Regions from separate parts of the Homo sapiens genome. Here region 1 is linked to region 2. Evidence: chromatin contacts called from ENCODE Hi-C or POLR2A ChIA-PET data. All regions are on one chromosome and are shown on one strand. The core of a region is the stretch at or near the end of the contact, and the rest is flanking DNA. Distances in the headings are between cores, read along the strand shown.

The links. Hi-C counts contacts between places; a loop is a spot of excess contacts on that map. ChIA-PET counts read pairs that join two places held with the same protein, here RNA polymerase II (POLR2A).
Region 1: a loop to region 2 is called in a map of endothelial cell of hepatic sinusoid, with 6 times the contacts of the local background. The contact joins the enhancer-like site here to the promoter of LINC02858 in region 2. A Hi-C loop is called at or near these places in 3 of 168 maps with a recorded cell type or tissue (GM23248, endothelial cell of hepatic sinusoid and heart right ventricle). POLR2A ChIA-PET finds 5 or more read pairs at or near these places in 2 of 52 experiments (WTC11 and activated T-cell).

What each region holds. Positions count from the first base shown.
Region 1 is chr16:19,387,140-19,390,645 of GRCh38, forward strand. The region is part of intron 1 of LOC105371114 (a long non-coding RNA gene); the gene reads right to left. Among named protein-coding and RNA genes, the nearest start is that of TMC5, 29 kb to the right of the region's middle. RefSeq lists an enhancer at 2,315-2,374. Within about 2 kb of position 2,257, at least 3 of the 41 ENCODE cell types and tissues checked have a DNase peak (open chromatin) inside an H3K27ac peak, as active enhancers do.
Region 2 is chr16:19,331,797-19,335,614 of GRCh38, forward strand. It overlaps LINC02858 (long intergenic non-protein coding RNA 2858), which reads left to right and starts at 2,379. Exons shown (of 3, transcript XR_950883.3): 1 at 2,379-2,488; 2 at 3,398-3,787.

The DNA.
Region 1 (3,506 bases), core at 1,007-3,506, 55 kb after region 2:
GTAATATTTACTGCTGCATAACAAATTTACCCAAAATATAGCAATCTAAAACAACAAATAAGAATTTATTGTCTCTCACAGCTTCTATAGGTCAGGAATTCAGGAGCAGCTTAGCTTGGAGTTTCTGGCTCAGAAACTCAGGGTCTCTCATGAGTTTGCAGTTAAGATGTTGCAGGAGCTGCAGTCATCTGAAGGCTTGACTGGGGCTGGAGGACCTGCTTCCAAGGTGGCCAGACACATGGCTGTTCCTCTGTTCCCCTACACACAGGCATCTCCACAGGGCTAACTGTGGGTCCTTACAAAATGACAGCTGGCTTCTCCCAGAATGGGTAACTCAAGAGAGAGAAAGAGGAAGGAAGCAGCAGCAGTGTCTTTTATAACCTAGTCTTGGAAGTCACATGCCATCATTTCTCTGTTTTCCTTTTTTTGAGACAAGGTCTCACTCTGTAGCCCAGGCTGGAGTGCAGTGGTACAATCACAGCTCACTGTAGCCTCAACCTCCTGAGGGCTCAAGAGATCCTCCTGCCTTAGCCTCCTGAGTAGCTGGGACGACAGATGTGTGCCATTGCCACCATGCCAGTTAATTTTTAATATTTTGTAGAGGTGGGGTCTTACTATATTGCTCAGGCTGACATACCATTATTTCTACAATATCTTATTGGTGGCACATATTGGCCCTATTCACAGGGCATACACAAGAAGGTGAATACCAGGAGGGGAGGATCATTGAGAGCCATTTTGAAGGCTGTCTACCACAAGTATCTAACTCAAAGGGTTGCCATGGGGATTAAATGCGTTAGTATATGGAAAGAATCCTAGACCAAAGCTTATATACAGTAAATGTTTATAAATGTTAGTTTTTGTTATTATTGGCCCGTAGCATAGCAGTTTCACTACAGATACTGTCATTTTTAAGGTAATAATCTTTCTGTCTTCGTTTGTTTGTTTGTTTTTATCTGGTTACAGATTAAAATCAGCAATTATCTTTTTTTTTTCCTTTTTTGCCCATCTTCAATCTCAAAATCACCTATGGATTTTTGAGTTGAATGTTGTCTTTTAAAACAATTTTAAATGGTTTTGAACTTATGAAAATAATGCTTGTTGAAAAACTTGACAGAAATATGTATAACATGGCCAGGCACTGTGGCTCATGCTTGTAATCCCAACACTTTGGGATCACTTGAGGTCAGGAGTTTGAGACCCAACTGGGCAACAGGGCAAAACCCCATCTCTACTAAAAATACAAAAATTACCCAGGCATGGTGGCACGTGCCTGCAATCTCAGCTATTCGAGGGGCTGAAGCAGGAGAATCGCTTGAACACAGCAGGTGGAGGTTACAGTGAGCTGAGATCGTGCCACTGCACTCCAGCCTCGGCAACAGACCAAAAATCCATCTCAAAGAAAAGAAAAAAGACATATGTATAACATATGCTTGTTCTCAATAACACAGAAACAAGCAGAATAAAAAGTAGCATCCCTCTTCATACCTCTCTCGTGCTTCTCTTCCCAGAGGTAACCACTTTTAAGTTTATAGTCTTCTGACCACTTTGTCTTAAAAGACATGCTGTACTGGTATTAAATACATGGGATTATTGTGTTTATATGGGTCAGTGATTTAAGAATTGGTTGAACAGTTTATCTTGAAAATTATGCATGTTATAACAAGGCATTTAGATAATAGCCCCAAGCTCCACCTCACTCCTGCTGGCATGACCATTGTGAAATATTTTTTTTCTAGAGGGTAGGGGGATGTTTTCATATTTTGGGATATTACATAGGATGGAATAATGGAATTGTGATACAGCTGGATCTACAAATAGGCTGGTTGACTTCATTTCACATCTACAATGCAATATTGGAGAAAGGGTGTGAGCTCTGAATTGGAGACCGATCTGGATTTGAATGTTGGTTCTGATGCTTCCTAATGAGATGAGTTTAGGCAAGTTTTTCTTTGTTTGTCTGTCTGTATCTCTCAGTTTCCATATTTGCAAAGCCACCTCATGGATATGTTAAGTGAGGTCATGCATGATGTCAGGTGCAAAGTTGACTCCTAGCCTGAGGTGCTTAGTCCAGGTTAGCTCCCTTCCGTGGTCCAGGTTAGCACCTTTACTTTGCCCTAGGTTGGCTCCCTTTTCTTAGTTTTGGTTAGCACCGTTTCTTTGGTCTAGGTTAACACCCTTTTCTGCACCCCACTTCTGGAAAGACTGTGGGACTTCCCACAAGGGGGCGCAGGTACAAAGGTATTGCAGCCGGGAAGCAGAGCACAGTCCCTGCCCGTGGAGGCTAAGGGGCCACCTTTGTATGTCTCTGCTGTGTGCAAACACCATCCTCTCAGGAGAGGGCACAATAAAATGATCTCAGTTATGAGTGCTCCAGGGGTTGGCCACAGCTCTGTTCTCCCTCTGGGGAGCCTGTCTTCTAGTTGCTATGCAATTTTCCGTCCTTCTCTTCCCAAAGGCACTGAGTGAAATCCCTTTTGTGACCAGGAGCTTTAGTTTTTACCAACTTTAAAGTAGATGATGTCGTACTTCCAGTGTTTTCACTATCAGGTTAGCTGAAGAAATTTGGACAGAATCAAGGGCCACTCAAAAAATGCTTGCATGAACACAGTGTAACATGCTTATGAAACCGACCCAATAGATCCACACACAGACTTCTTTTTTTTCTTTAAACATGGAAATCGACTCTTCTGGTTGTTTCGTTGTTGTTGTTTTTATTTCGTTTTGTTTTTGTTTTTGATGAAGTCTCATTATGTTGCCCAGGCTGGAGTGTGGGGGCACAATCTCGGCTCACTGCAACCTCTACCTCCCGGGTTCAAGCCATTCTCCTGTCTCAGCCTCCCAAGTAGCTGGGATTATAGGTGTGCGCCACCACGCCCAGCTAATTTTTGTATTTTAGGTAGAGACGGGGTTTCACCATGTTGGCCAGGCTGGTCTCGAACTCCTGACTTCAAGTGACCTGCCCACCTCAGCCTCCCAAAGTGCTGGGATTACAGGCATGAGCCACCATGTCTGGCCGCTTCTGGTCTTAAAGCTTGAAACTTACATTTGTTTTGTCTGAGTTCCTTCCTCAGAAAACATCTTCAGACCTCTCAAAAAATAAAAAATAAATTTAAAAAAAAAACTATCAAAGAACTGAAACTCACAAGATCACCACATCAGAACAATGAGGTATGGGACCCCTCATTTATCATGATTGCTTCCTTGCCCCTTCCTGTTTTCTTATACATTGTTACATTTCTTCCCTGTTATGTAAACCCCTAGATTTAGTCAGTCAGGGAGATGGATTTGAGCCTGAGCTCCCATCTCCTTGGCTGCAGCACCTGATTAAAGCCTTCTTCCTTGGCAGTAGTCATTGTCCCAGTCATTGGCTTTCTGTGTGGTGAGCAGCAGGACCAAGACTGAACCCCTGGTATTTTGGTAACACTTAGATTTTTTAAATTATTTTTAAAAATCAGTTATTGTTATGTTCCAGGTCTTACCTCATTCAATGCTCAGAACCACCC
Region 2 (3,818 bases), core at 1,129-3,628:
GTAGTTCTCCATAGGGTATGGGACAGATCTAAAGAAATGTGCTTCAAGATACAGGTCATAAAGACCTTCCTGATAAAACAGGTTGCAGTAAAGAAGCTGGCAAAAACCAAGATAGTGACGAGAGTGACCTCTGGTCATCCTCACTGCTACACCCCCACCAGTGTCACGACAGTTGACAGATGTCACGGCAACATCAGGAAGTTACCCTACATGGTCTAAAAAGGGGAGGAACCCTCAGTTCTGGGAATTGCCCACCCCTTTCCCAGAAAACTGATTAATAATCCACCCCTTATTTAGCATATAATCAAGAAATAATCATAAACATGGGTAACCAGCCCTCAGGGCTGCTCTGCCTATGGAGCAGCCATTCTCTTATTCCTTTACTTTCTTAATAAACTTGCTTTCACTTTAAAAACAGAAAGGAAGGAAGGAAGGAATGAAGGAAGGAGGAAGGGGAAAGAAGACAGAAGAAAGGAAGGAAGGAAAGAAAGAAAGAAAGATGTGCTTGCAACCTGTTTGATGATCCTTCTTGCTCTCTCTTTTTTTTTTTTTTTTTTTTTTCTTACTGAGATGGGGCTTCACTGTGTTGCCCAGACCGGTCTTGAACTCCTGGCCTTAAGCAATCTTCTCTCTTCAGCATCCCAAAGTGCTGGGATTATAGGCCTGAGCCACCGTGCCCGGCCTCTGATCCTACTCTTGTGGCTGCCAGGCTGTTACAGCTCTAAAAACACGAGATTATATTCAGCCTCCTTCCTTGAGGGGCTCACAATCCAGTAGGGAAGAAACATGTTTACATAAAAATAACAGACTTGAGGTTGGGTGCTGTGAGGGAGGGACAGTACCAGGAACCAATCCTTACCAAGAGCCCACTGTGTGCTGGGCACCTCATTTGTGTTATCTCAGCTAAGCCCCATTCTTCTGGCCACTGTGGTTGTTTCAAGGGGAGGCACATGACTCCCCTGGTCCAATCAAATGGTTCTCTGAGATTTTACCAGGAGAGAGTAATATTTCTTCCCTCTAATACCAAGCTGTCTTCCCTCTAGAATACCTAGCTGAGCTGACTGATGGCAGCTTGGTATGGCCTAAGGACTCCTTCTTCATTGAGGCCAAAGCACAGAGAGGAGCTCAGCCAAAAGACAGAGATTCTTGACGTTGTTGTTTGAGTCCCTGGGCCCACCGCTGAGATTCCTAATTACAAGAACCAATAAACTTCACTTACTGCTGGCTTGTTTTGGGTTTCTGTCACTTGCAATAGAAAAAATCTACATGGAAACAAATACAAACATGGCAGGCAATGTGAACATGTGTCTCTTCTTGCTACTTTAAGTGCCCTTCCTTAATGCCCACTATGGCAAAGCCCTTTCCTCCATGGACTCCTCCTAACAAACTGGCAGACATTATTAACTCCCCTTTCCACAGTGGAGGAAACAGTTTGAGAGGCTAAGAACTTTTCCAGCATCACCCAACCGTTCAGTGGCTGAGCAGGGATTTGAATTCAGATCTGCCTTACACCAAAGCCCACGACTTAGCTGCTACCCTATACCATGGGAGGACCTGGGTTCCTCCCACCCTAGAAAGAGTGATTGTACCTGGTAGTTCTTTGGGTTCTGATCATTCTTTTGGGTTTCCTATGGGGCTGGGAACATTGTAGGGATTTAGTAAATAAGGCAATGACTCATTTTCACAATAGCAAAACTCTTGCAAATATAGAAAGACAGACCACTCCATTCTGCCGCTTTCTAGCTATGTGATCTTGGATAAGTTGTGTTGTCTGGGCCTCAGCTTCTTCATCTGTAAAATGGTAATAAAAACAGTGCCTACCACATAATGATGTTGTAAAGATGGAATGAGGCCCAGTGTGGTGGCTCACACTGGTAATCCCAGTGTTTTGGTAGACCAAGGTGGGAGGATCCCTAGAGGCCAAGAGTTTGAGGCCAGCCTGGGCAACAAAACAAGACCCTATCTCTACAAAAAATAAAAATAAAAAAATTAGTTGGGTGTAGTGGTGTGAGCCTGTAGTCCCAGCTACTCAGGAGGCTGAGGTGGGAGGATCACTCAACCCAGGAAGTCAAGGCTGCAGTTAGCCACGACCGCACCACTGTACTCCAGCCTGGACAACAGAGCTAGACCCTGTCTCAAACAATAATAACTAAAAAGGATGGAACAAAATGCATGTAATGTTCTTGTCATAGAGATAGCATTTGATTAATGTTTGCTATTATTATTCTTATTGACAAATGTCTGAATTCCAGGAGGATTCTAGAAATTATGAAGCAGACAGCATCATTGGAAGAAAAAAAATGTGCTGCTGCCCATAGCAACTACTATGAGACCATCACACTACTGACTGTAGAGGAGTGATTGTGAAGAAGGCAGCCACTCTCACCAGCTGGGGCTGATGTGCTGGTATCTTGGCCAATGAGATGGGACCAGCACTCTTGTCTGATGTCTCATTGGTAGCCTTCATTAGAGGAGCTTCCTGGGCTGGGTAAGTAACTTTTGCTTAAACTAGCTGGGCAGAACCGCAAAATGAGTGTTCTTTTTGCCTTGGAATAAGTTGAGAAAGGGTACAGGCAGCAGGAAGGAAGACAAGATTTGGAGTAGAGAAAAAAGAAACAAATACTCTATATTAGTGTATAAGCTAAGCTGCTATAACAAAGAGATCTCAAAATAGAATGGCTGTGGGGTTTTTAAAGTTTATTTCTTGCTTTTATTTTTGTCTTGTTTTGTTTTCTTAAGAGACAGGGACTTGCTCTGTCACCCAGGCTGGATTGCAGTGGTACAATCCTGGTTCACTGCAGCCTTGAACTCCTGGGCTCAAGCAATTCCTCCCCCTTAGCCTCCCAAGTAGCTGGGACTAGAGGCACATGCCACCACACCCAGCTAATTTTATTAATTTATTTGGGATGGGGTCTTGCTATGTTGTCCAGGCTGGTCTTGAACCCCTGGCTTCAAGCGATCCTCCCACCTAGGCTGTTTCTTGCTTTTGTAAGAGTTCAGAAGTGAGCAGTCCAGGCTGACGAGGTAACTCTGAGCCACACAGTCCTTCAGGGGTGAAATTTTCTTCCAATTTGTTTCATGTAATAGATGTGGCCCCACCCTATCCATCACTCACCTATGGGAAAGAGAAAAAGAAAAGTAGCAAGGCAAGAAAGTTCCTTTTAAGCAAGTGATGCAGATGCTTGCTGACATCATTTCTGCTCATATTCCATCAGTGAGGACTTATTCCCATGGCCGCACCTCACTGCAGGAGAGACTGGGAAATACAGCCTCAAGCCGGCAAATCTGTGCCCAGTGAGACTCCATTATTATGGAGACAGTGGAGAACAGGTACTGGGGGACAATAAATGGTCTTGTGCTGCTGGAAATCATCCTGTGTTACCTCTCTATGTTACAGATGAGAAAAATGAAGCCCAGAGATGTAAAGACACTTGTTCAAGAGTACACAGCTTCTAGGAGGAAGCACTGGATTAGAACTGGGTTTCCTGACTCCCTATCCTTTGCAGCCCACAACTTTGGAGAGCATAGGTCTCAAAGACCAAGACAGGAACCAGAAGGGGTGGACGGAGTCATGCTCCATGGTCTTAATTGGCTAGCCCACCCTTGCCCTTCCCTCCTTGTCTCTTCTACCAGCTTGTGAGCTCCAGGCGGGCAGGGATAGTCCTTGTTCATTTCTCGATCCCCAATGTCCAGGATTAGCACTCACTAAGTGTTGTTGCTGAAAAACTGCATCATACATGGATGAAAGGATCACCCAGGGATGACCTTGACATCACAAATAAGGAAGGTAAGCTTGACCAGTTAGGAAAAGAATCTTC